Linked DNA regions of Homo sapiens: all the other regions are linked to region 1. Evidence: chromatin contacts called from ENCODE Hi-C or POLR2A ChIA-PET data. All regions are on one chromosome and are shown on one strand. Each heading gives the region's core, a stretch centred on a gene start or an enhancer-like site at or near the end of the contact. The rest is flanking DNA. Distances are from core to core; before and after follow the strand shown.

The links. A loop is a pair of places that touch in the nucleus more often than their neighbours do. ChIA-PET counts read pairs that join two places held with the same protein, here RNA polymerase II (POLR2A). Pooled maps may share reads with other maps.
Region 2: a pooled map shows a loop between it and region 1 (5-fold over the local background). The contact joins the enhancer-like site here to the promoter of TOR3A in region 1. A Hi-C loop is called at or near these places in 3 of 37 single-sample maps with no recorded cell type and 5 of 50 pooled maps.
Region 3: a loop to region 1 is called in a map of OCI-LY7, with 3 times the contacts of the local background. The contact joins the enhancer-like site here to the promoter of TOR3A in region 1. A Hi-C loop is called at or near these places in 1 of 168 maps with a recorded cell type or tissue (OCI-LY7), 7 of 37 single-sample maps with no recorded cell type and 5 of 50 pooled maps. POLR2A ChIA-PET finds 5 or more read pairs at or near these places in 4 of 52 experiments (GM12878, OCI-LY7, WTC11 and 1 more).
Region 4: a loop to region 1 is called in a map of mammary epithelial cell, with 8 times the contacts of the local background. The contact joins the promoter of TDRD5 here to the promoter of TOR3A in region 1. A Hi-C loop is called at or near these places in 10 of 168 maps with a recorded cell type or tissue (A673, CD4-positive, alpha-beta T cell, Caco-2 and 7 more), 19 of 37 single-sample maps with no recorded cell type and 24 of 50 pooled maps. POLR2A ChIA-PET finds 5 or more read pairs at or near these places in 1 of 52 experiments (WTC11).
Region 5: a loop to region 1 is called in a map with no recorded cell type, with 12 times the contacts of the local background. The contact joins the enhancer-like site here to the promoter of TOR3A in region 1. A Hi-C loop is called at or near these places in 17 of 37 single-sample maps with no recorded cell type and 5 of 50 pooled maps. POLR2A ChIA-PET finds 5 or more read pairs at or near these places in 1 of 52 experiments (OCI-LY7).

Annotation. Positions count from the first base shown.
Region 1 is chr1:179,079,060-179,084,394 of GRCh38, forward strand. It overlaps TOR3A (torsin family 3 member A), which reads left to right and starts at 3,011. Exons shown (of 6, transcript NM_022371.4): 1 at 3,011-3,328; 2 at 3,881-3,994. The coding sequence starts at 3,070. RefSeq lists silencers at 2,986-3,275, 3,416-3,585, 4,576-4,635.
Region 2 is chr1:178,656,774-178,662,428 of GRCh38, forward strand. No RefSeq gene overlaps it. Among named protein-coding and RNA genes, the nearest start is that of MIR4424, 18 kb to the right of the region's middle. Within about 2 kb of position 3,123, at least 2 of the 41 ENCODE cell types and tissues checked have a DNase peak (open chromatin) inside an H3K27ac peak, as active enhancers do.
Region 3 is chr1:178,572,832-178,578,499 of GRCh38, forward strand. It overlaps LOC105371632 (a long non-coding RNA gene), which reads right to left. Exons shown (of 4, transcript XR_922315.3): 1 at 462-5,668. Among named protein-coding and RNA genes, the nearest start is that of C1orf220, 33 kb to the left of the region's middle. Within about 2 kb of position 2,965, at least 3 of the 41 ENCODE cell types and tissues checked have a DNase peak (open chromatin) inside an H3K27ac peak, as active enhancers do; they include OCI-LY7, where a contact is called at or near this core.
Region 4 is chr1:179,589,360-179,594,686 of GRCh38, forward strand. TDRD5 (tudor domain containing 5) reads left to right here and starts at 2,473. Exons shown (of 18, transcript NM_001199085.3): 1 at 2,473-2,766; 2 at 3,243-3,488; 3 at 4,101-4,508. The coding sequence starts at 3,257.
Region 5 is chr1:178,604,229-178,610,063 of GRCh38, forward strand. No RefSeq gene overlaps it. Among named protein-coding and RNA genes, the nearest start is that of C1orf220, 64 kb to the left of the region's middle. RefSeq lists enhancers at 1,693-1,842, 1,853-1,992, 4,097-4,176. Within about 2 kb of position 3,888, at least 9 of the 41 ENCODE cell types and tissues checked have a DNase peak (open chromatin) inside an H3K27ac peak, as active enhancers do; they include OCI-LY7, where a contact is called at or near this core.

The DNA of each region.
Region 1 (5,335 bases), core at 1,761-4,260:
CTAGCCTTATTGCCCAGGCTGGTCTGAAACTCTGGCTTCAAGCCACCCTCCTGCCTCAGCCTCCCAAAGTGCTGGGATTACAGGCATGAGCCATGGCTCCCTGCACAGAAAGACCTTCTTAAAGTGCAGGTTTTGATTCAGTATGTCTGGGGCCTGAGATTCTGCATTTCTAACAAGCTCCTGGGTGATGCCAGTGGTGGGGTTCTGGAACCGCCCTTGAGTAGCACCGTAATGCTTGCTAAAGAATCATAGTTGTCTGTAGTTTTCCCAGCAGCCTCTAGATGTCCCCGTCATCCATGAGATACTGCTTCCAGAACTTTAAAACGAGCACAGCCTCCAAGGCCTGAGACGGAAAGGAGTATTTATTGAAATACTCAAGAGACGTATCTAGAAACTGGTGTTTGGATTTATTGTTTCTACACGGGACTGACTCTTTGGTGAAAAAGTGTTTACCTCTTTTTTTTTTTTTTTTGGAAAAAAACGGCCAGGCGCAGTGGCTCACGCCTGTAATCCCAACACTTTGGGAGGCTAAGGCAGGCAGGCAGATCACCTGAGGCCAGGAGTTCGAGACCAGCCTGGCCAACATGGCGAAACCCCGTCTCTACTAAAAATACAAAAAAAAAAAAAAAGCGGGGGCGTGGTGGTGAACGCCTGTAATCCCAGCTACTTGGGAGGCTGAGGGGGAAGAATCGCTTGAACCGGGGAGGCGGAGGTTGCAGTGAGCCGAGATTGCACCACTGCACTCCAGCCTGGGCGACAGAGCAAGACTCCGTCTCTAAATAAATAAATAAATAAATAAATAAATAATAAAAATGTCTTGAAATCAAGTTGGTTGTCGAAGAACTTCCCAGCTAACCTACTTTATTTACAATGGGATGCTAAATCCAAGTCAGAACATCTCAGAAATGAGCAGGTAGCCCTACATAAAAGTTCCAAGTACAGATAATTCTTTCCACAACATCTTAAAACTTGGATTGTTTTAATAAACTATTGTTACTATTAATTTTTTCACCATAAATTCACTTATAAACCACCAGTATTAACTAAAGCCATCCTTGCCTCCTGTGTAGACCACCCAGAGCCTCCTCCATGGCTGGGTAGATACAAAAATAAAACTGGCCACGTATTGAGTGTTGATGATGTGCTCATTGAATGAGCTCATTTAATCTTCACAGCAGCCCTATGAGGGGACTATTTTATTATCCCTTTTTATAGGTGAGGAAACAGGCATGGGACGGTTCAGTAACATCCATGGTTGCACAAATAGAAAATGGTAATCACTATATTAGACTGCCATTCAGACTCAAACGACATTTGTTGAGTGAGTTAATTTTTTTTCTTTTCTCTTTTTTCTTTTTTTTTTTTTTTTGAGATGGAGCCCTGCTCTGTCACCCAGGCTGGAGTGCAGTGGTACCATCTTGGCTCACTGCAACCTCTGCCCCCTGGGTTCAAGCCATTCTCCTGCCTCAGCCTCCTGAGTAGCTGGGATTACAGATGCGCACCATCACACTCAGCTAATTTTTGGATTTTTAGTAGAGACTGGGTTTCACCATGTTGGCCAGGCTGGTCTCGAACTCCTGATCTCAGGTGATCCGCCCGCCTCGGCCTTCTAAAGTGCTAGGATTACAGGCGTGAGCCACCACACCCTGCCTAATTTTTTTTGGTTTTCCAATAAGCACTGTGGTGTATGTGCTGTTAACTGTCTCCGGTGGACTCCGCAAGCTCGATGTACACAGTGCTGGGCTGGTGCCATGGCTGCTACTCTATGAAAAGTTTTTGACATCACACTGAATGGCTGAGACACTATAAACATTTTACTTTTCAACTCAACCTCGTGTCCTAGCAAAGGTGCTTTATCTAGTTTCTGTAGCTGTTCGAATGAAAGGCACAAATTTGGTGAGCTGCTGAGAATGGAGCAGACCTGGCACGGTGTGATCTAAGAGACTGGGGTGAACAGATGAATCAAGTTGCCTGTGACATTTGTGAGACACGGTGCTAGTATTCACCTTACTGTCTGGAGGGCCCAACCTCAAAGCCACTAAACATATGACATTAGCCAAGTCCTCTGATCTCTCTAGACAGCAGTTTTCTCCTAAGACAAGACGGCTTTTTGGCTTGGCTGAAGTAAGCCAGGTGATTTTAAACAATGCATTAAGCTCTTCTGAAATCTAACAGCCTTGTTCCATGCTCCTCGCTATGGAGAAGAGAGCGCTGAGGGAAAGAGGCCCTGTAGTCTTTTGCCAATGGTGTCGGATGGGCTGCTCAGTCCCAGCACTTGAAAGTTGCAAACCTAGTCAAGAAAGTGCACACAGTACTTCGGATTTTTATGAGATATAATTACATTGACATGACGCCTCATGATTTACCCATGACTCGGGGGGTTTCCAAACTCCAAACACCTCCAGACTGGAGCCCGTCAATCAGCTTCCTCTTGCTTTTCGTGGACTCCCACTGTGGAAACCTGCTGGTGTTTTGCTGCGGTTTCATTTCCCTCTGCGGAGGAGCCAGGGCAACCTTGGCCAGACAGGCACCTAGCTGTGCCCTTCTTTCCAGGGCCTCTTCTCCACTCAGCTGACTCCCCTGGCCTGCCTAACGCTCCTGACTGAGACGGTTTTCCGGCTTCCTCTAACAGGTTGGCGGGAAGTTGATCTGCAAACGCGAGGCAAAGCAGGAGTGTCCTTATTCGGTAGGCCTCTGATGGGCCACCAGAGCCGTCCGAAAGTCCTAGCGGAGTGATTGACAGTGGCCATTTCAAAGCCTGAGTTCACCTTCTTTGCAACCACAATCACGACCCAGAATAAACTGCTTCCTGGAAGCCGGCTAGTTGCACCTGGCCTGAAGTCAGTCTCGGGACTGCCTCTCAGGACCCCAGACAGGGTTTCGGGTTCCCGCCTGGGTCACGTGTACGGAGGCTGCCAGTGCGCACTCAGCCCGGCCCGCCGGTCGCCACAGCAACACCAATCCCGGGTTCAAGCCCGCCTAGGAAGTGCGGTCCCCGCCTGACCGCCCCGGGCTTAAGGGAGCCTGGCTAGGCCGGCAGCCGGATGGTCCCGCAGCTCGGGGCCGGCCATGCTTCGCGGTCCGTGGCGCCAGCTTTGGCTCTTTTTCCTGCTGCTGCTCCCGGGCGCGCCTGAGCCCCGCGGCGCCTCCAGGCCGTGGGAGGGAACCGACGAGCCGGGCTCGGCCTGGGCCTGGCCGGGCTTCCAGCGCCTGCAGGAGCAGCTCAGGGCGGCGGGTGCCCTCTCCAAGCGGTACTGGACGCTCTTCAGCTGCCAGGTGTGGCCCGACGACTGTGACGAGGACGAGGAGGCAGCCACGGGGCCCCTGGGTAAGACCCCGTCCCCACGGTCCGCCGTTCGCTGCGGAGCAGAGTGCGATCCGGGCGCGGCTGTGGTCGCCTCGCTCCTGTCCGGGGCGACATCTGGGCCCGCAGTCCTGCTCTGCTCAGCCGCCGGTACCGGCTGTGGGCGGGGGCAGCCTCCGCGGAGCAGGGAGCCCCATCACCGCCCTTGCCCCACCCGCGTCCCCTGCGCACCCCCCTGGCGCCCGGCTTCCCGTCCCCCGCCTCCCCTGATCCCTGCGCTTTCCAGATTCTCTCGCACCGCCTGTGCCATCTCCCAGCCCACCCTGGCGTTATTCGAAGGTGTTGCTCTTGACAGCTCTAGGGAACGTCCGCTGTGGACATGCCTGGTGACTGCCGTCTCCCTTGCTGCTTTTGGACGCAGGGCTTGAGGACCGACAGTGGGCCGAGTCGGGGCTGGGAGTTAGAATCTGAGTTCTGGGTGTCCCTCTGTCCCTGACAAGTTGTGTGGCAAGGTTGCCGCATCACTGTAGAGCACCGGATGGTCTCCTCTCGGTCTCACAGCTCCTCCTTTTCCAGGCTGGCGCCTTCCTCTGTTGGGCCAGCGGTACCTGGACCTCCTGACCACGTGGTACTGCAGCTTCAAAGACTGCTGCCCTAGAGGGGATTGCAGAATCTCCAACAACTTTACAGGTTGGACCCCGCATGGCTTCAAGGGGCTAGGGATCTGTGGGGAGGGGAGGCAGTCCAGGGGAAATGGTTAGATGCAAGGGACCTTTCGTCATCCTGCCCAGCCTCCCGACAAGCAGGAACTGCCACAGTCTGACTGAAGTTTTGAGGGAGTACCAAATGCTTGAGTCAGGGAAGCCCCTTTTTAGCCTCTAGCTTAATAGCCCAGGCAAACTGAGCTGTTTGTCAGGCCCAGAGCACCTTGTTTCACTCTAAACAGAAACAGCTACCTCTCAGAGGGGGCTGGAACTATCCAGAGAGAACTGATCAGAAATTCTGGGTTGTGATTAAAAGTGTCCCTTTCTTTTCTTTTTTTTTTTTGAGACGGAGGCTTGCTCTGTCACCCACACTGGAGTGCAGTGGTGCGATCTCAGCTCACTGCACCCTCCGCCTCCTGGGTTCAAGCAATTTTCCTGCCTCAGCCTCCCGAGTAGCTGGGATTACAGGTGCCTGCCACCACGTCCGGCTAATTTCTGTATTTTTAGTAGAGGCGGGGGGGGGGGGGGGGGGCGGGTTTCACCATGTTGGCCAGGCCGGTCTCGAACTCCTGACCTTGTGATTTGCCTGCCTTGGCCTCCAAGAGTGCTGTGATTACAGGCGTGAGCCACTGTGCCATGGCAACCAGTATTTTCTAATTAGTTTGGGTTGCTTGATTTGCATATCGCAGTTGATTTGCATTTTCACTCTCACAAGGTGATCTTTGGCCCCATGTTCTGAAACCTGTTCAGACATTTGCAAAAGCTTCCTCTCTTTTCCCCAGGAGCAATTTCTTGCCCAGAGTTCTCCTGATCCCAGGTCCTTCAATCTCCATAAATGAGGCCCACCCCAGATATTTAGGTCACTTAATTGGCCAAAATGCCAATAACACAGTGTGTTTAGGGACACAGTCTGGCTCAGGACAGAAGATAGGACTACATACAGGTCAGGAAGTCTTAATTTGGATCACTGCTGACTTGGATAAGACCCTAGGTAGCAATTAGCAAGTTACTTTCTGTCCTCAACATGCCTTTTGTTCGACAAGGGCCTGGATATCCAAATTGTTCTGGCCAGCGGATTGGAGACCCCTCCTAGTCGTGCCTCTTCCTTGCTGGCAAACTGAAGAGTCCTTCCCAAGTGTCCGTTTCCTCAGCTGTATTTTATTTTATTTTTTTTACTTATTTATTTTGAGACCAAGTCAGTCTCTGTCACCTAGGCTGGAGCAATCTCGTCTCACTGCAAACTCTGCCTCCCAGGTTCAAGCGATTCTCTTCCCTCAGCCTCCCGAGTGGCTGGGATTATAGGTGCCCACCACCATGCCCAGCTAAT
Region 2 (5,655 bases), core at 1,873-4,372, 420 kb before region 1:
TTTCAGCAAGCTGTATGGCATTGTGGTTGGGAGCATGGAACTAGACTAATCTGCCCCTTTGCTACCTGTGGAACTCTCTCATGTCTATTTCCTCCTCTGTAAATTGGTGATGATAAGCCTCTTGCATGGAGTTGTTCTGAGGATTAAGAGTTGCCATTTGTAAAGCACTTAATAGATAACCCATATATGTTAGCATTTTTTTTTTTTTTTTTTGAGACGGAGTCTCGCTCTGTTGCCCAGCCTGGAGTGCAGTGGCACGATCTCGGCTCACTGCAACCTCTGCCTCCTGGGTTCACGCCATTCTCCTGCCTCAGCCTCCCAAGTAGCTGGGACTACAGGCGTCCACCACCATGCCCGGCTAATTTTTTTGTATTTTTAGTAGAGACGGGGTTTCACCATTTTAGCCAGGATGGTCTGGATCTCCTGACCTCATGATCCGCCCGCCTTGGCCTCCCAAAGTGCTGGGATTATAGGCATGAGCCACTGCGCCCGGCCTATTTTTTTTTTTTTTTTTTCTTAAGCAACACTCCAGGTGGCTGAGATGCTGGCAATCCTCAGTCCATAATTTAATAAACACTGCAGTGTGGCCTCGGGCTGGCTGTTGACTCAGTTTGGGCTGGGCATAAATCAGTTAATCTCTCTGTGCATCAGTTCACTGCCAGTAAAGTAAGTCTGAGAATTCTTAACTAACTCAAAGATATAGTCCTTGAGAAAGGAAGAAGCCACACTTCCCTCAATAGCCTGGCAGTGTACACTCCTTGCTCTAAGAAATACATGGTAAACAGGGACTGTGCCAAGACTACACACCAATAAAACATTTTGGACCTTTAGCCCTGCTCTCATGGAGAAATATGAGTGGTCTCAGGAAGTTTGCAGCCTTGGTTTTCATGGTAAGTCCGGCGCACGTGAAACTATTGGCATGCCACACAACACCATGGATGTGTCCAAATATGTGGGACACCTCAAAGGCCACATGTTTGGAGTTTCCTTCTATCTCCTCCTTCCTAACCTCTAAATGCCTGTGGGCTCCGGGGTTCTGGCCTCTTCTCAATTTACATTCTCATCCCTAAGCTTAAGTGAATTCCCAGGTTGTATCTCTAGCCTGATGGCTCCTTGAGCTTCAAACTCTTACATATCCCACTGTCTACTCAACAGCTACACTTGGATGTCTCAAAGGTTCTCAAACTTCACATGTCCAAAAAGAAATTCTTGTTTCCAGATTCAATAACCCCATACAAATCTGCATTCACTTCCTTCCCCAAGCTTTCCCTATGAGGACGTGGTAACATCATCTATCCAGGCACTTAGACTTAACATTAAGAAGTTGCTCTTTGTTTTGTTTTTGAGACAGTGTCTCACTCTGTTGCCCAGGCTGGAGTGTAGTGGCACAATCTCGGCTCACTGCAACCTCTGCCTCCTGGGTTCAAGCAATTCTCCTGCCTCAGCCTCCCAAGTAGCTGGATTACTGTCATGTGCCACTTTGCCCGGCTAATTTTTGTATTTTTAGTAGAGATGGGGTTTTGCCATGATGGCCAGGCTGGTCTCAAATTCCTGGCCTCAAGTGATCCACCTGCCTTGGCCTCCCAAAGTTCTGGGATTACAGGCATGAGCCACCGCACCCAGCCTAAGGAGTTGCACTTGATTCTTCTCTCCCTCAAAGCCCTGCAGGTTCTCACCTCTGCCTCCCATCCATCTTCATCTCCTACTACACTCTGCCCATGTTAGCCTTCTTATTGGTCTCCTAGAGCACCCCTCATCTTTCTAGAACATTCCTGCCTCAGGGACTTCACTTCCTGTTCCCTTTCCCTTTCTTCTCTTGGGTTAGCTTATGGTTGATTTCTTTTCTTTTCGTTCTTTTTCTTTTCTTTTCTTTTCTTTTCTTTCTTTCTTTCTTTTTTTTTTTTTTTTTTTTTTTTTTTTGAGACAGATTCTCACTCAGCCACCCAGGCTGGAGTGCAAGGGCACGATCTCAGCTCACTGCAACCTCCGCCTCCCTGGTTCAAGCCATTCTCCTGCCTCAGACTCCCGAGTAGCTGGGATTACAGGTGCCTGCCACCATGCCCAGTTAATTTTTGTATTTTTAGGAGAGATGGGGTTTCACCATGTCGGCCAGGCTGGTCTCGAACTCCTGACTTCACGTTATCCGCCTGCCTTGGCCTCCCAAAGTGTGGGGATTACAGGTGTGAGCCGCCGCGCTCGGCCAGCTTATGGTTGATTTCTTGTCATAATTTAAGTCTCTCCTCAAATACAAGTGTCTCCTCCTCAAAGAGGCCTTTCCCTATCACCATATGGAAAAAGCTCTTATTCCTATGGTCACGCACTAGCCCTTACCCTGCCTTTTAATTTTTTCTCACAACATTTGTCTCAGTCCGTTATACTACTTATTTACTTACTACCTGATTATCTGTCTGCCATACTAGAATAAAATCACCAAGAGGGCAAAGACTGTCTTACTTACCATGGCATCCTGAGTTCCAGAATGGTCACTAGCTGTATTAGGCTGTTTTTGTGTTGCTATAAAGAAATACATGAGGCTAGGTAATTTAGAAAAAAAGAGGTTTAATTGGCTTCTGGTTCTGCAGCCTTTACAGGAAGTATGGTTCTGGCATCGGCTTGGCTTCCAGGGAGCCCTCAGGAAGCTCACAATCATGGCAGAAGGTGAAGAGGGAGCAGGTGTCTCACATGGTGGGACCAGGTGCAATAGATAGAGTGGGGCAGTTGCCATACACTTTTAAATGACCAGATCTCATAAGAACTCACTCACTGTCATGAAGACAGCACCAATCCATAAGGGATCTGCCCACATGACCCAAACACCTCCCACCAGGTCCCGCCTCCAGCACTGGGGATTACAATCCAACATGAGAGTTAGGCAGGGACAAATATCCAAACTATAGCACCAATAGTGGGTTCTTAGTAAATATTTGTTGCAAGAATGAAAGAACAAATGAGGAACGGATATCAGCTATTAATAACAAGGGGGTTTGGGGAATCAGAAGAATAATGAGTATTAGTACACTAAAAACAAAACAACAACAAAAACCAAAAACAAAACAAAGATTCTATCTGGGGCTTTGGAAGGGCTGGAAATATTTGAGTAGGTGAAAAAAAAAGAAGAAAGGGCCTAACATAAGCTAGGTGGGGAAACCACAAGATTCGTGTGGCAATAAAAATAAACTGATCTAATAGAGGCAGAGAGAAAATGACAGAGGCAAAAAGGAACTGAGATTGAATAGGTTAAAAAGGGTCAGAGCAGAGCAAATTTTGAATGTGTCACATAGAGGAGTTATTTGAAGGGGACGTGACATTTTCCAGTGGGGTGTCAAGGTGTCAAGGATGAGTGTGGTGTCATGTCGTGACTGAAGTTGGGAATAAAGGAGTATTCTGCTGCCGGCACAATACTCAGGCAAAGTACCTTGGGAACAGATAAAGGGTGCTACAATTAGATTTCCCCACAGCCTAAGCAGAAATCCCAAGGAGAAGCCCCTTTGCTCTTGGAATATGTCTCAGAAACTTAGAGGTCACAGCTGAATCTGAGAATGGACCCAGCCAGGAGGACCTCACATACTCACTGGTTAGAAATAATTGTTTGTTGCTATAGAATCCAGTAAGTATTAGTTCTTGTGTGAAGGCATGGCACTGGGGGGCTTTCTGAAAGCACATTGGAGATATTGTTGGGAAAATGTTAGGTTTTTAATCACCAAAAAATGATCACAATTGAATTTCAAGTAAATTGCCTCCTTAGTTTTGCTGCAGCTGCCTTAAAAACATCCTTGCTTTTGGAAGTGGAATATTCATTATGATTCAAAATGATACTTTGTAGTCTTGCTCTAATGATGCACACACATGACCTTTTGAGAAATCCAGATGTTGCTAATGTTCCAGCTGTGTAGAATAGATTTACTGTGACTAGAAGCTGGAAATGACCTAGATAAGCACAGCAAAACCCAAAGGACCCACTCATTTTTTTCTGTTAAGATGAAGTGACTAATTGGATGGTTAAACCTGTTATAGTTCCCTGGCTTCCACCTCTTCTCAAAGAAGAGAAAGGCATCTCATTATGTAGCACCAAAGCGACATTTTAAAGAGTGCTTCAGCATTGACTTTATTCCCAAGCTTGTAACTAGGCCATTTATTGCATTTGAAAAAAGAAAATGCCTCCATTGTGCCTCCTACTGTGTCATACACCACAGCATCACCATGGGTGATGGGAACACTGAACCTGTGCTACCTTCCTCCACACTGGCCTCAGTGTCCCTCCTGTTTTCTGATGCACTAGGAAGAAGACTTATATCTAGCGGGTGTTACATCCCTGGGTACTCACCTCTCTGCTGGGTGCTCAGTGAGTGTTCACATGTGAAGGAAATAACATCACACCCATGTTACATATGAAAAAAGCAAATTCCAGAGAACATTTTCCCTCCATCATCTGTTTGTTTCAGATAAGTAATATATTGACCCTTGGGGCTCTCATTTCTGAACTCCAAACTTTTGCAATAAGAATAGCTCTGTCAGGCTGGCGCAGTGGCTCACGCCTGTAATCCCAGCACTTTGGGAGGCTAAGCCAGGTGGATCACTTGAAGTCAGGAGTTCGAGACCAGCCTGGCCAACATGGTGAAAACCCGTCTCTACTAAAAATTCAAAAAATTAGCCAGGCATGGTGGCGCACGCCTGTAGTCCCAGCTACTAGGGAGGCTGAGGCACAAGAATTGCTTGAGCCCAGGAGACGGAGGTTGCAGTGAGCCAAGATCACGCCACTGCACTCCAGCCTGGGTGACAGAGTGAGACTGGGTCTATCTCTCTCTCTCTCTCTCACACACACACAAACACACACACACACACACACACACACACACACACACACACACACACACACAGAGAATAGCTCTGCCTGGTCACATAGAGGTGGAACCCTTTGTAAAAAAAAAAAAAATGCTGTATTACTTAGAAATATCTAACTCTCACTTGTTTCAAGAAAAAAACACTGAGAAAACAAAAGTCCAGGACAACAAAAGAATATACAGAGGAAAAAAACAAATGATCCCTTTCTCCTCTGGACAGGGGCCACATTTCCTTTGTCACTATATCCCCAGTGCCTAGAGTGAAGAGGAAATTGAGATAGTTCTGTGGGGGCAAATGAATTCATATGGTGACTTTGGGACCCTGCATTATGGGGTCTGGACTGAAAGATTCCTTCAAAGTCACTCTGGACCAGGCCCACTGCTTCCAGGCACGTTTACATCCAAAGTAAGCAACAAAAGGATCTGACCTCTCTCCCTAAGGCCTAGAACACAATACAGATAACAATAAGAACAACAAAGTGGGTTTAAGATAAAATAAACACAATACACATTGCATTCTTGTCTTCTTTTCTTGTCTTTTCTGGCTGTGTGTATGTTTTTTTAACAGGAATCTGTTGGTGGGAGAATTCCTGGATGTTTCCTACAAGCAGATGGCAATGTTCTCTTAGTCTCATCGGAACCAGACAGAGAAGGGGACGGTGGAAAAAGGACTGATAGAGACAAAGCACATCTAGCCAACCAGTCACCCTCTACTTCTAAAGACTTTTGAAAACAAGAGTATTGTCAAGAATTATTTAACATTATTATGATACTATCATTATAATCAAGGAGTGGGCTGTTGAGAGATTTCATC
Region 3 (5,668 bases), core at 1,715-4,214, 510 kb before region 1:
ACCTGAATGTTTAAGCTGAAAACACCTGGAAGAGGCCAATTAAGATACCTAAATAAAGTGCCCTTTAAACAACCAGGACAACAATAAATATCTGAAGGTCAGCAAATGAATCAAAATGCTAGATAATCAGAAAGAGCTATTAAGGAACAAACACTGTAGAACTTGCTTGTATACTGGAGCAGGATTAAGGAACTGGTTAGGTCAAGGCTGTGAATTGCCATTAAGAAATCAGTATTAAAAGTTGCTGTCTTGATTGGGACTCTAAGTACCTTCTGTTTTGTTTTTCCCACTAATTTCCCAGACTCCCAGGCCCTTCCAACCAGTCAGTAGGTTAGTATTAATCCCTTTAACCCCCATACATCCCTGGGGTGGGGTTAGGCCCAGTTAAACCCAGGCCTCAAGGTTCCATTGAACCCACCCAAGGTCTGTGGGAAGAGACCCCAGTGCCTGTCTTGACTCACCCATTTCTTTTCTTTGTCAGCTCTTGTTTTTCTTCACCTTGGATTATCCTGAAGCTCAGTTAATTGAGTCCTGAATAAGTAAGGGCATGTTGTAATTCCAAATTCAAGACAAGTTTTCTATTTAACCAGAGGTCCTTTTCATGTTACTCACAGAGGAGACACTCAAGACGGGGTATCAATGGAATTGCAGTTTGATAACTAAACAGAAGCACACTTGAAACTCTGGTGACTAATACAGCCCCATTCACACCTACCGAAAGACAATCCCCTGCTCTATCTGTGGTTTGAATCGATCACAAAAAACACAGATTTGCTTCCAGCAGCTAAAGTAATTTTAGTTTTATCAAATAGTGTATGTTTGGGTTTCTAGAGTTAAAAAAAAACTCATGCTTGGACCTTGGGCACCCATTGGAAGCTGCCTATCTGTTCCCACCCTTGCTGCTAGGACTCTCCTCACTGCTGTTAGCACACAGTGGGTTTCTACTGCTAAGAACTCCCTCCTCAACCCTGCCCTGGCACCCTAAAAATGACCTGTGCTGATACCTTCTCTCCCCTGCTCCCCATACACCCACAGGTGCAGGAACAGCTCCAGCTCTGCCTTTGTCCCGCGCTTTGAGCTTTTTTCAGGCTTCACCACTGCTCTTTCTTTGGCTTCATACTTGGGTTCTTTTTCTGTACAGGGTTAACAACTATATCATGAGAATATTAGTTAGATTCCATTTAACTTTTTACAATTTAATTAAATAGAGGTAATTATAGATTCACATCGGGTTGTAAGAAATAATACAGAGAGATACAATGTGTCTTTTATCCACAGTTTCCTTCCAATGGTAACATCTTACAAAACTCTAGTATGTGCAATATTACAACTAGGAAATTGATGGTACAATCCATAGATCTTGATCAGATTTCCCTCCTGTCTTACATTTACTCTGTGTGTGTGTGTGTGTGTGTGTGTGTGCACGTGCACGTGTATTTAATTCTATGCCATTTTATCACATGTGGAGGTTTGTATATCAATCACCATCTCTTATGTTGCCTTTTTGTAACATAATCTATTTCCCTCTCCTTCCATCCTCCACCCCCTGGCCCTAACCCCTGCCAATCACTAAACTATACTCTCTCACACTAATTTTATGGTTTCAAGAACGTTATATAAATAAAATCATAACATACGTAATTCTTTGGGATTGGCTTTTTCACTTGAAATCCATCCAAGTTTTGTGTGTATCCATGGTTTGCTCCCTTTTTATTGCTGGGTAGTAGTCCAAGGTCTAGATGCACCACAGTTTGTTTAACCATTTGCCCACTGAGACATCTGGGTTGTTTCCAGGGCCTATTATAAATAATGCTGCTGTGGACATTTGTATATAGGGTTTTGTGTGAACATAAAATATGTTTTTATGTTTCTGGGATAAGTACCCAAGAGTGAAATTGCTGGGTTTTGTGGTAATTGCATGTTTAGTTTTATAAGAAACTTCCAAAATGTTCTCTAGAGTGGCTATACCCACCAGCAATGTATGAGAGATTCAGTTTTTCTACATCCTTATCAGCAATTGATATGGTCACTATTTTAAATTTTAACCATTCTGATAGGTGTGTAGTAAAATTTCACTGAAGTTATTTCGTTTTAAAAAACAATTTGTACTTTTCAACTTTTGTTACTAAATATTTGTGCAGCTTTTATATTTTTATTTTTCAGAAACATTTTAATTACTGAATAGCTGTGTAACATGTTAGAAAAATCCAAGTAATATTTCACATAATTCCATTTCACTTGCCTGTCCATACTTTTTCAGTATGCCAAGAATTCTATGCCTACTTTTGACACATAACTTGATGTCAAGTTTCACTTGATGAAACCTTTTTGATAATTGTCAACTCAAAAGTTAACACGACATATACTTCATGAAAATGGAGTTAATTGGCTATTCTGAGCCTTTTATAAAGAGAATTGCTTCATCCACATACCAATTAAGTTTCTATATTTATAAAATATTTTTCTAATCAAAAAATTAATTGAAACTATGAAAAAATAGACACCTGGCTGTTTCTTTCTTTTTCTGTTGTTGAGACAGAGTCTCACTCAGTCACCCGGGCTGGAGTACAGTGGCACCATCTTGGCTCACTGCAACCTCCACCTCCACCTCCAGGGTTCAAGCGATTCTTGTGTCTCAGTCTCCCAAGTAGTTGGAATTACAGGTGCACACTATCACGCCTGGCTAATTTTTGTGTTTTTAGTAGAGATGGGGTTTCACCATGTTGGCCAGGCTGGTCTCGAACTCCTGGCCTCAAGTGATCTACCCACCTCTACCTCCCAAAGTGCTGGAATTACAGGTGTGAGCCACCATGCCCAGCCAACCTGGCTGTTTCTTTTCCAGCCCTTCCAGAATGAGAATTCATGTAGGCCATCTGCCCCACTCTGATCTGCAAGCTGCCTCCCTGATTCCTTGACTCCCTGCAACCCACATCCCCTCCTGTCTTCAGGACATCATACTCGCACCTGGGGGAAAAGGGGAAGTAAAAAGGGAGGCTCAGTGCCCCTGGGTCTGCTTTGTCTGTGAGAGAAATCTGACATTGTTGGCAGAGAACTAACATGTCTTCTTAGAAAAAAGTAGAGCCCCAGTTGCCTGGATACAGTCAGGAATACATATCACTGGATCTGTGGGTGACCTGTAGTTACTTTGTCCCTATTTGAGTTTCCTGAATGTTAAGAGGAAAATGGAGCAGAGCTAACAAATACCTCATACCTGCTTGGGCTTTCTCCGTCAGTCCTCTGTGTGTGCATCACACACCCACACATATGCAAAATAGCTCAGTGTAAAAACCCTGCAGTAAACATCAATCCTTGTAGATTCCCGGGGAGTTCTAGTTGGATTTGCTAGCAAAGCAACTTCCATAAAGACTATAAATAGCAGGCATGTGCCTCTGTAAGCAGTGCAGCTATTTTTTTTTAAATAGGGGATTCTCATGTTACAAGGACATCACAGATTACTGAATAATTTATTTAATGGTAGATTATATGGGCTTCACTCTTTGCCAGTGAGCTCATACCCAAATGTCTAAAGGAGATAAGGTGAGCAAAAGCTAGATGTCAGGCTTGGGTGAGCTGTTTATTTATTTTTATTAGATATGTATAACTATTGTAGCCATTTATATTTTACTTAATATTATCTCAGCTGCAAAGGTCATATATACAATAGTGTCACTACTTTATTACAGACATTTAGCTAACTTCTAACAATTCATATCGCACACAGCATGAGAAATACAGAATAGAATAATAAATAACTTTGGTTGCACTTGATTTTAACAAAGGACTGTGATATATAGGAGTATGTTTGTTCTCTATGAAAGTATAGGGAAATGAGGGGACAAAATTCAAAAAAAGGATGTTAGATTTGAAAATAGAGATAAGAAAAAATGATCTAAATCCATGTTTTTCTGTGAACTATTGTTATAATCTTTTCAATGACTTATAGTAAAAAAAAATTGCTTATAAGCTTACAGATCTTAGACATTTTACCTTTAGCTATATACAGTTCTCAGGTGTGCAGAGGTACCCTGGAAGACGGACATACTTTTCTGTCAAATGTAATTTTAATGAATATGAAATTTATTTAAAAAGGAAATTTAAATTTGGCAATAGCAAGATGTCAAAAGATTTGAACAGGCACATAACAGGAAATTCATGTGGCCAATTAACATAGTAAAAGATTCTTGGTTTTGTTTAATAATCAGGGAAATGCAAATTAAACTCACAGTGAAATGTTACTCACTACACAGCCACCTGATCAGTTGAAGTTTTAAAGTTTGACAATAACAAGTGCTGTTGAGGATGGAATATAGTGAGAACCGCTGCTGTTGGAAGTTTGTTTTTATTTATTTTTTGAGTCAGGGTCTTGCTCTGTCACCCACGCTGGAGTGCGGTGGCGCGATCATGGCTCACTGCAGCCTCCACCTTCCAAGTAGCTGGGACTACAGGAGTGGACCACCATACCCAGCTATTTTTTTTTCTTTTTTTTGTAGACATGGGGTCCCACTGTATTGTTCAAGCTGGCCTTGAATTCCTGGGCTCAAGCGATCCTCCCACCTCAGCCTCCCAAAGTGCTGAGATTACAGGTGTGATCACCGCACCCAGTCTGCTTTTGGGAGTTTAAATTGAAGCAAAGTTTTGGCAAATAGTTGCCATTCTCTACTAAGGTTAAAGATTCACACACCCTATTCACAAGTGGAGAAATTCTGATGTGGGAAAATGCCATCAAGGCAGGTGTACATGCATATGCTGTGGACCAGGATGTATACAAGAATGTGTAGAGAAGCAGTGTTTGTAATAGCCCCAAGCTGGAACCAAACCAAATGCTGGCCTGTCATAGAAAGCATAAGAATTAGAGCCACTTAACAACAGCATGGTTGGAGTTAATAAATATAATGTTGAAGAAAAGAAGCAAGACACAAATACTCAGAGTCAGGGTCCATTGATATAAAGCTTATAAACGGGCAAAGCTAAACTACATTGTTTAGGGATGCATATAGAGATAGTAAAACTCTAAAGAAAAGCAAGGAAATTGTTATAATAAAAGTGAGGATGGTGGTTACTTTTAGAGGAGAAAAAGAATTGTGACCGAGCTTACTCTGAGACTTCTGCACTCTGGAAATGTTCTATTTCTTGACCTGGCTGTGGTTTCATGGGTTTTTACTTCATCATCATTCACTGAACTGGATCTTTACTTCCATAGTTTGTGGATGTACGTTATGTTTCACGCACACATACATACACACACATGATGCTTTCTAGTCATACTACTAAATACTGAAAGATCAAAATCTAGAAAAAGAAACTCCCTAGTTCAATTTAGTACCTTTAAAAAATGAACTTTAAGTATTCAGTTCAGTTGAATGAACATTCAAAACAACAAGCCGAATCTATGCACCATTGTGCCTCAGAATTCTACAGTGTTGTGCTGGAAGGACAGCCAGAGGAAAGGAAGGAGCATCAGCTCCCAGGCAAGGGCTGCTTCCCAGCCAGCTCTGCTCCTCCACATCTCTTTCCCCAGGCAATTCTCTAGGCTTGGTTTCTCATCTGTAGAGGCCCAGACTGGATCTGCTCCTCTGAGAGTCTCCTAATATATTACTAAGAGTCATCTGTTGGAAGTTTGTCATTTTTAAAATATAAAATTCTTTTCATTTGGACAAGAATCTAAAGA
Region 4 (5,327 bases), core at 1,223-3,722, 510 kb after region 1:
GGTGAAGAGGCAGCTGGGAGACTGTAGAAGCAGTTCCTTTGCTCAAATTTCCCTAAACCACAAGCAGGAGAGAGCGACAGGCCTCGGCTCTTTGATGATAGCACACGGCGCAGGACCCTTGTTCTGGTGGCACAAGGGGCGGGGATGTGAGGGGGAGGGGCAACTTTCCTTAACTGGCAGTTAAGCACATCAGTACTACCAAGCGGAACACTTGGATTCCATCCCTTCTCTGAGGAGCTTGATGGCATAAATCAGAAGCAAGCACAGAGTTTGTCAGGTTTGAAGCCCTTATGATGGTATGTGTCAAGTCAGTTGTAGCTAATCTGTCCAGGGAGAATACTGGCTTCATTACACTTGTACAGTTGAGTTCTTCCAGCATTACTGCTGTTTAATAGAAGAGGATTAGTCATCACCAAGAAGACAGCAGATTAGCCAAGGAGGTAGTTATGCGGCATGCTCCGGTGATCGCCACAATGTGATTGCAGTACTCTTAGAAGCATCATATCATCCCAGATATGTTCTTTCAAGCCCTTGGAGCCCTCCTTTCTAAATTCACTGTCATAATTTAGTATCTGTTTAATTTTTCAGTCCAAAGAGAGGAAATCAGTTGCTGAGTAACTTTCTTTTTGACTGCGGTCTCCTTGGTGCAAAAACAAAATGGGAAAAATAAATAAGAATAACTCAGAAATTCAAAAGGAAATCACAAATTCAGCTAATAATAGCATTTTGAGTATATTTTGTAAACCAAATAAACACACAAAAGGCTATTTTTTCCAACCATAAGAGACATTGTCTGTCCTTTTGCCAAGGTGGATGTGTTAGTCTCAGGCCCTCCTGGGCCACACTGCCAAACTCACACGGACTTCTGCATTTTATGTATTTAGATAAGATGTGTGAAAATATATTTGAATAAAAGAAGTTCATAAATATGCATTGATTTTTGTACAGACAAAAGGCACCTTTCTTAATTTATAAATTGAACTGGATGTGAACTAATAATGTGCAACTAGTTGAGATAAGAGGGTTACAAATCATTGTACATGGAAAATATTCCCAGCAGTAAACACTTCCATTAATGTGATCTACAGCTTTTAAAAAGGAGCATCTCAGAATAAGATGGTGGTACAATTTGCTTGTTAAAATTGAGAAAAAATAGACACATTGGAATATATTAGAAAGGGAAAAGAAGGAATGTGATTTCTTCTGATTGAAAGCATGATTTAGATCAGATACAGTTTTTGCTAACCAAGACCAAGGGGCTCTGGCAAGACAGGGTGGTTTTCCGAATGCCAGACCGAGGTGCCTTACGAAGGCAGCTGCCGATGGTTCTGTGGCACAGACTGGCTCCTGAGAACCCAGACGACCTTGACCCTGCACCCCCGCCCTCCATGCTAGTACCTCGTCTGATTCCCATCGCCACAGTATCCAGCTGCTTGAGACATCAGCTGCCTTCAGTGGTGGTAGTCAAACATAGTCAGCCAAACCATGGCATCCCTTAGGTTAAAAGAAAACGGGGCAGCTTTGCCCAGAGCCTGTTGGCACTGTGGGCGGGGGAGAGGGTTGGGGGAGAGAGAAGGGTTGTCACGATGGAAGATGAGGACACTAGTCTCATGTAGCACAGAAACACGAAGTCACATGCGCTGGCAGCCTCCGGGGTGCTCCTTGCTGTCATATATTAAACCTTACATTTTATAAGAAAAAAAAAAGAAGGAAGATAAGGTCATTGTGTGTGCTTAAGCCTCTTTGTTGATTCAAATTCTTTGGTTATTTTGGTTTGTCTTGTTTCTTTAATTAGACTGTACATTTTAAGGTACAAGTCTTTATATTATACAATGCCCCTCCCTATTCTATATCTCTTAAACTACTGTTTTCTGGTTTTCAAGGACTTTATAAATCTGGCTCATTCTACCAAACCAACTATACATCCAAATAAATCTCTAGTGGCACCTAGAATGTTGTCCGCTCATTTAAAAAGGTCTCCTAGCCCCACCCATTCCTTCATCAGGGAGCCAGAGTTGCCTTTAGCTCTGCAGGGATTCTCAGCCAAGAATCAGAATTTTCTGTCTGTGATTTTCCTCAAATAAACCCAGACCTATTGAATGAGAATCTCTGCTTATCAGACCTGTGCATCCTTTTCGCCTCTTACATAGCCCCACAGGTGATTCTGAGGCCCACGCGGCCCGCTTCCCCTCCCTGCGTCAGGCCCGGCCCTAGCTCTGGAGGTGGTTGGATTGGTTCAAGGGCTGCAGCCCCACCTCGCGTCTTCCCACCGCGTCGGAGGACGTAGGCGCCTGGGATCCTGGAAGGCGGCCAGCCTCTGCAGCCGGGCCCAGCGGCTCCTGAGACTGGGGCGGACCTCACACCTGACCCCGGAGCGGCTAATCCTGCCCAACCGTCCCACCTGCCACGTGCCCTCGGGGCTGGAACGCGGCGCCCCGGGAGAGGCCTGCTGGTCAGGGGGCGCTGGTGCGCAGGCGCGCGGGGCCGCCGTCGCAGCTACCTTCCTGCGCCGATTCGGAGAGGGCCCCCTAATCTCTACTCGGCCCGCACCAGCAGCGCTGGCGTCAGGGCGCGGTGGGGGCAAGACGGGTGACTGGCAGCAGGGCGGTGCCGGGCCGAGAAGGGCGCCTCACCTGGCGCCTCCTGCCTTCCTTTCCACCTCAGGTTGCAGAGAGCCGCCAGGGCAGGTGGAAGGGCCACGCCCCGCTCCCGTGAGGGTCACCGAGAGACGTTGGGGGTGGGGCAGGGACCCCAACCCTAGACCAGGTAGGGGGCGGGCGAAGATTGGTGGTACCTTCAGGTAAGAGGGAGCGGGGAGCGCCCCCTCGGCTTGGGGTGCCAGAGGTGTGCGGCGGGAGCGCCTTTTTTCGTGGGGCCCTCGCCCTGCAGGGCGGAGGCGGCATTGCGTTGGCCTTAGTTCCTAGTCCTGGTTCCCGAGGAGCCCCTGAAGGCTTCGGATGGGAAGTTTGCGTTGGAGTCCAACACCCGACAGGAACCCCAGTTAACGCCTCCGCATGGCCAGGGGCAGAGTTCTTGACACCTGTAGCTTAATCAACGCAGGTGGAGATTCAGGGCTTGAATCGCCCGGCCACGCGCAAGCCGCAGGGCACCCTCATACTACTACTTCTGCCTTATTACCCTTAAAACTGGAGTCTCAGTTATTTGTATCCCACTATTGGTTTTTTTTTAAATCTTTTTTCGTGGGTTTGCCCCCTTTTCCTCAGCTGCGTTTCTGTCTTCAGTCCTGTAGGGCACAATGTCTGAACAAGAGCGTATACAGGAATGTCTGCGGAAGGAAATAAGGTCACTTCTCATTTCCACCAAAGATGGTTTGAGCCCACAGGAGTTGGAGAAGGAGTACCTTTTGATGGTTGGCAACCATCTACCACTCCGAATCCTTGGGTATCGGTCCACTATGGAGCTGGTATTGGACATGCCTGATGTTGTTCGTGTCTGCCCCGGTGCAGGTGGTACTGTAATACTGAAAGGTAGGTTTAAGATTTTTGAAGGTCTATAAACTTTGTAATAAAAACAATTGCTTAGTAAATAATTATTCTAGTTCTGCAGTTATTATGCATCCCAGCCAGTGGATTTTAATTTGGTGGGGGAGGGAGACTCATAGGTGCTTTTGAGGTTGTGGGCAAAATTGGAACCTCTGCAAAATTAACAAACCATTCCCCCAAACAATCGTGCACTCACAAAAGCTACATTTTTACATATGATTTCAGGTTCTTGCACCTTAAGTCGAGAGAAACAAAAAAAGGACTTCTTAATTATAAAAACATGTTTTAAATTTCGTGAAGCACAAGAAAAAACTATTGTAGGGAAGTTTGCAGTTCATCCCAAGAGTTTCAAAAAATCTGTCAGGGGTCAATTAGTTGTAATGATAATACATTGAGTTAACTTTTCTTCAGCTGGCAGGAGAGCTAGCAAGCTGTTGCCCAAAATGCAAGAAATCGAGGAACCAAGAGTTACTGTTTATCGTGCTGCCTGGATAAACAGCTCCTTGGAGAGTTAAAAACTGTATAAACACAGATACTAAGGATAAAGAAGGGAGTAAGTTTTCCTCCTAAATATGATTTCTATTTTTCACGTCTCAGCCATTCCAGATGAATCTACCAAAGGAATAGCAAGCTTAGTTGCAAAACAGAGGAGCAGCCATAAGCTTCGAAACTCAATGCATAAGGGAAGACCTAGTATTTATTCTGGACCGAGATCTCATCGGCGAGTACCTTACCGAGGAAGGGTTGCCCCTATTCTTCCAGCTGTTGTGAAGAGTGAGTTGAAGGACCTGTTGGCGTTATCTCCTGTTCTTCTTTCTGATTTTGAAAAGGCATTTGCCAAAAGATTTGGACGATCATTCCAATACATGCAATATGGATTTCTCTCTATGTTTGAAGTGCTTAATGCGGCTTCAGATGTCATTTCTGTAGAGCAGACCAGAGCAGGTTCTTTGTTGATGCTAAAGAAGAGTGTAACAGAGGAAAAGCCGAGAGGATGTCCAGCAGGTACGCATGTGAGCAAATGTTGGAGCAGTCATGGCACATAGAGGGGTGTGTAATCACTAAGGTCTATGAGTTCGTTAGAGTTGAAGCCTGGCTCTACTACTTGCCAGCTGAGTGGTCTCAGGCGAACTGTTCAATCTACTTAAGCCTTAGTTTTCCTCATCTTTAAAATAGAAATAACAGTATTTCCCTCTCAGGGTTGTGTTGAGGACCTTACATGAGGTGAGTTCTGTAAAATCTCTGGCATTTAGTAAGCTGATAATAAGTGGTAGCTATTATTATTTTAAAAACTACAAGATCAGCTCTCTCTAGAACACTGTAAATGAACTTTACATGAATGTGTTCATATAAATAAGCTATATGGAAAATGAAAAGTTAAAATACTTAAATTATTAGCCTTAACCCTTCTAATCTTTGCCATCACTGGGGCTTATCCTAGGAGACACTTTGGTAACTTTTGTGGTGTAATAATAACCACCTTATCTGTATAGCATTTTACCTTGCATTCTCATTACCATACTAGGTAGGGTAAGTAACTGTGTCTTATAGATAGGGAGATCAAAGCTAAGGAAAATTAAATGGCTTTTCTAAAGTCACATGGCTGGAAAAGTGGTACAGCTAGAGTTAGATACCCAGCTCTTATTGCTGCCCATCCAGTGAATTTCTGCCCAAATGCTGTGTCTATTAAAGGCTCAAGAGACCAGTGTGACCATCTGGGTAGTATCTCCCTTGACAATGTACAGTTTACACACTGAGCATAGGCGGAGCCTACTTGGGAGAATTCTATGCTTATTTCAGTGATTTTCTTTTTCTCCAACTTCT
Region 5 (5,835 bases), core at 2,638-5,137, 470 kb before region 1:
ACACAACCAAGATTACAAAAGAGACTCTTTCTTTTTTTTTTTTTTTTTCCAGACGGAGTCTCACTCTGTCACCAGGCTGGAGTGCAGTGGCGCGATCTCAGCTCACTGCAACCTCTGCCTCCCGGGTTCAAGTGATTCTCCTGCCTCAGCCTCCCAAGTAGCTGGGGCTACAGGCGCGCGCCACTATGCCCAGCTAATTTTTTAGTATTTTTAGTAGAGACGGGGTTTCACCATGTTGGCCAGGATGGTCTCGATCTCTTAACCTTGTGATCCACCCGCCTTGGCCTCCTAAAGTGCTGGGATTATAGGCGTGAGCCACCGTGCCCGGCCAAAAGAGACTATTTCAAGCAAAGCAAGTCTTTCGGAGCTCAGAGAAGCAGCTTGGCCAAGATAATGCACATCTGCTCGCATACAGGCCAAACGGACACAGCTTCTTGGGGAGTTTCTTTCCTTGAACTCAACATGATCCCTGAGACCCAGCCCAGAAGTCTTCCTTTTCAGTCCGTAGGTGCCCTAGGAGCATCCCATCTGCTTCCTCCTTTTGTACTCCTCCCTGCCTTTCACAGCGGCTGCTCCAGGCAATCTCACCAACTTCCCGTGGTTATGGAGATAGCTGGGATCTCTGGGTGGAGAATGGGGATTCCTTGTGTGAATGGAGGACATTAACGTAAAGGACATGTTAAGATTAATTTTTTAATCTTGCTATTAAATATTTTCTGGTATCATCTGGGATTATGGTGGTATTTTGTAGGAAAAAAATCCCCAGATAAATGCCATATAAATTAATACTCCTGGATATATAATACCCCTACAGCTTGTTCATGCTTAACTTTTCAGTTAGGTAGTGAGTCCTGTATCTTGCCATTTTTCATTTTCTCAGTCATCCTTCCTGTGTGTGTAGAATAATCTGTAGACAAAAGCTCAAGGAAGAGAGAATCCAACCTAATGGAAACACAACGAAACATTGTGTCATTTACTACCCTTCCCCTCCAATCTCCTCTCCAGGCTTTTATATGTCTTGAGGGTTAGTTTTTATATAAAACTATTAAAATGTATGCTTAATATGTTATATACATCTATACTATGTTAAAAAAAAATGTGAAGAGATTCCTCTCCCTCCACTTCTACCTACCTGCCTGGCCCCCACCACAAATCCCTTGGGTTGGCAGGGTTGGCAGCAGAGGCCTGATCTGGAGGCCAGGTTGAACCACCCCCGAGAGTGAAAACCCACAACAAGAAAGCATCTACAGGCCGGGCGCAGTGGCTCACGCCTGTAATCCCAGCACTTTGGGAGGCTGAGGCGGGCAGATCATGAGGTCAGGAGATTGAGACCATCCTGGCTAACACGGTGAAACCCTATCTCTACTAAAAATACAAAAAAAAAAAAAAAAAATTAGCTGGGTGTGGTGGGCACCTGTAGTCCCAGCTACTCGGGAGGCTGAGGCAGGAGAATGGTGTGAACCCGGGAGCGGAGCTTGCAGTGAGTCGAGATCGCGCCATTGTACTCCAGCCTGGCGACAGAGCAAGACTCTGTCTCAAAAAAAAAAAAAAAAAAAAAAAAAAGCATCTACACAGCATTATTCTGTGCAAAACACAGCCCACAGCAGGTTTCCAGTTGTCAGAACTGACTCCCCAGTGTGAGCTCCTCCACTCCTCACCTGTCATTAAGGGCGTCATTTCCATAGAGAACGTTCTTGAAAATCAGCCCTTCTATGAAGCTTCTTTCCAACATACCCCTCCCTGTTCTTTCCCTTCCACCTGGCAACAGAAGACATTTTCTCTTCTCTTTGAGCACACTGGGACTACATGCAGCTCCTGGGGAAATTCTCCAAAGAAACAGATTCTTGCTTTTAACTCCTGACCTACTCACACAACAGAGCCCACAGCAGGAAGGCCCCATTCTCGGCCTAGTGAGCTGAGGTGTTGCCACCCACTAGGCACAGCTGCTCTGCTAATTTTAGACCTCTCTGAGAAGTCACTTGACTTCAAGGCACTTGGAGACACACATCACACCCTGTCTCAGGAGGTGGTCTGGGGTGGGGCTCACTCTGCTTTCAACACCCATAACACCTTGTAACCTACAAAAGTGACTTTTTTTTGGAGGTTCTCCTCAATAAATGATAAAAAATAAATGACAACACTCAAAATGAGCTGTGAAACTGAAATTTGTTTCCACCTGGTCTAGCCCTGAAGCCTTAGGTGCCTTATTCAGCTGCCTGATCTTTACCAGGCACCACCTCATATTCCACACATCCACAGCTTAACCCTGGTGAGTGCCGCCTGGGGCAATTTTAGTCACCCAAGCTAGGACCCTCAGGACAACCCTGACTACCTTCCATCTCTCTCCAGTCACTAAATCTTAAACTGAAAACTATTTTGTCTCCTAAATAATGTTTGCAAACTTCCCCTCTATTCTGGCACCCTCATCCCATTTCAGGTTCTCTTCAGCGTCTCCCTGCACACTGCAGCAGTTTGCCCACAGTCACCCCGCCTTCTGTCTCATCCTCAAAGTCTAGCATCTATGGTGATCTTTCTAAAACCATGTCTATATCTCACTTAAACCCCTTCAAGGCATCCTGTCAGGTTCTCCAGCCTATCTGCTCATTAGAATCACCTGGGCCCTTAAAAAAAAAAAAAATCAGTTCCTGCTTCCATTCCCAGAGATTCTGATTTAAGTGGACTGGATGGGAGAAAGAAACCATATTTCTTTTTAAAATTTCCCAGGAAATCCTAATGTGCAAACATGGTTGAGAACCCCTGACCTGCAGGATAAAGTCCAGGCTCCTTCCCATGGCACCCAAGATGCTCCTGACTGGGCCCCTGGCCACCCTCTCCGGCCAGCCTCACTCCTGGCCAGTCCATGCCTTTATGTGCCAGCAACACTGAACTGCTTGCAGCTCCCAGCATTGCTTATGCTGTTCTCGCTGTCTGAAGTGCCCTCCCTACTGGTCCAACCAACATCACCTTCTACAGAAAGCCATTCCTGACTACTTTCCCTCACCTCCAGGTGCCCCGTGAAACTTTGGATGTGTCTCTATTACCGAACATTCACATGATTTTATGATACCCATCTTTCTTAAACACAAGGGAGACATTTATTTATACAGGGATAGTTCACAGAGCCCAAAGCTGCTGAAACTATAGCTGGGCCTCTCAAGCACTGGAACCCTGAATTAGAAAGCTTTCAGATACCAAGGTGCTTTCTTTCAGTCATTTTCTCTCACTGGGTTACGTGGCTTCTGGTGTCTGTTCATTGCTTTTGGATCTCCTTGGCAGACAACATTCTCTACCTCTGTGTACCTGGGTGGGCCAAAAATGGGCACTTCACAAAGGCTGAGTCAACTCCTGAAGGCCGTGTTCTCACTTCCAGCAATACTGACCAACATCCTGGCTGTCAATTCTAAAGTCCCTGAAGAGAGAATCTTATTGGCCCAGGGGTTCACCCTTGTCCATCAGCTGTGGCCAAATAGGGTTGCTGCGTAAGAGGCAAGTCTTGAAAAAATAGAGAGGAGTCATAGGATTAGCAGACTACCTAAAAGGTGACAACTATGCCCCAAGAGTCAAGGAATTCTTGAACTATGTGATAACCATGTATAGGTCAGCAATAGAGACCAAGTGCTGTGTGAGCCCAGAGGAGTAAACCATAGTAGTCTTCGATGTCAGGGAAGTCCTCACAAGAAAGTTGGCACTGGGCCAGGCATAAGAGAAAATAAAGGGCAAATGGCAATATCAGCAAGATACCTAAAAATTAGGCTTTTATGTGAAAGTACAAGAAATGGACTGAAATGGTGGCAAGATACCGGGATCAGCAGATGGGCCTAAGTTTGGTTCAGACTGTGAGAGTCTTTAAGTGACAGAATAAAAGTCTGGTCTTCACTGCTCAAGAGGGGGTTCCTCTCAGAGGACCTCAATCACTCAAGTAAGGAGAAGGGGGAGTCAGGAGACCCAGGGAGAGGCCCTTTGGGTCTGAGTTAAAGCAATGAGTCACTTCTTACTACTTAACAATGCAAAAAGCACTTTGCGGCCGGGCACTGTGGTTCAAGCCTGTAATCTCAGCACCTTGGGAGGCCGAGATGGGTAGATTACCCGAGGTCAGGAGTCTGAGACCAGCTTGGCCAACATGGTGAAATCCTATCTCTATAAAAATACAAAAAATTAGCTGGGTGTGGTGGCAGACACCTGTAGTCCCAGCTTCTCAGGAGGCTGAGGCGCGAGAATTGCTTGAACCTAGGAGGCGGAGGCTATAGAGAGCAAAGATCATGCCACTGCATTCCAGCCTGGGTGACAGATCAAGACTCTGTCTCAAAAAAAAAAAAAAAAAAAAAAGCACTTTGCCTGTGTTACTTCCTCTAATCCTCACAGTATCGTAGTGTGGGGGAGAGCTGGCTTTTATTTTACCCAGATTACTGAAGAGGAAAATGTGGTTCAGTCCGGTTATGCAACTTGCCTAAGATCACATAACTAACTGGCAGAAGCATGACTTGAATGTAGATTCTGAAGTCTAATTCTGAAGTCTATTCTCATTCCAGGGCACTGGGCTACCCAGCAATGGAAAGCTCAAGCTAAAACTGCCTTGGGTTATAATATAGAGAAAGACTGAATAATGCTGGAAAAAATATTTTTATTATTGACTAATGACATAGAAAAATGCTCATGATATGATACTGAGTGATGGAGAAAAGATTGACTACCAGACTGCATAAGCATTGTGGTGCTAATCTTAAAAAGTGTATTCTGTGCTCGTCTGTCCTGTGGACAGTGGTCAGGCTTCAGCCCCATCCCTGAGAATGGCCCCCTCTGAAAATCTTCCTTCTTTTCAACTATACTTTGCAACCATGGTGCATTCTTTTGGGTTATTCAATCACAGGGATGAAAATTTTAGTGACTGTCTCGTACCATGAATCATAGCAATTTTAGTCATAAGATAACTCTCACGTTCTACTATAAATAGGGCTGGGCTTTCATTACTAGATACACAGTAACAATTAACAATAAACAGTAGTTTTTCATAAATGGATACTGAGAGAAAATATTACAACCCTGAGTCACAATCTTGGCTAAAAGAATTGTATAATTATCTAATGTATTTTGGACTGTTGAAATATATACTTCATATTGCTCAATGATGGAACATTTTTCTTTATAAGTATTTTGTAAAAGAATCTCTTGTTTTTACATATATTCAACTGGCAAAGGTTAAAAAAAATTTAACCCACTAAAACTTAAAGTATAATAAAAAAAAATTTAACCCATAGTTAGTGAAGGTGAGGGCAATTTGGCAATAACTATCAAAGTTGTAAATATACATGCCCTTTCGCCTAGTAATTTCATTGCTAGGTATCGTTCATATATAATAAAATGTATGTGCAATGTATAAGGATATGTAGTGTAGGCTGGGCGCAGTGGCTCACGCTTGTAATCCCAGCACTTTGGGAGGCTGAGGCAGGTGGATCACGAGGTCAGGAGATCGAGACCATCCTGGTCAACACGGTGAAACCCCGTCTCTACTAAAAAAAATACAAAAAATTAGCTGGGCATGGTGGTGGGTGACTGTAGTCCTAGCTACTCGGGAGGTTGAGGCAGGAGAATGGCGTGAACCCAGGAGGCGGAGCTTGCAGTGAGCCAAGATCATGTCACTGCACTCCAGCCTGGGCAACAGAGCGAGAATCTGTCTCAAAAAAAAAAAAAAAAAAGGATATATAGTGTATTTATAATAGCAAAACACCTCAAAGCATCTTAAATACATCTGAAAAATGGATTGGCTAAGTCAGTCATGATACAACCATTCAATGGAATCCCCTGCAACTGCTATAAAGAATGAGGTAAATACAGAGG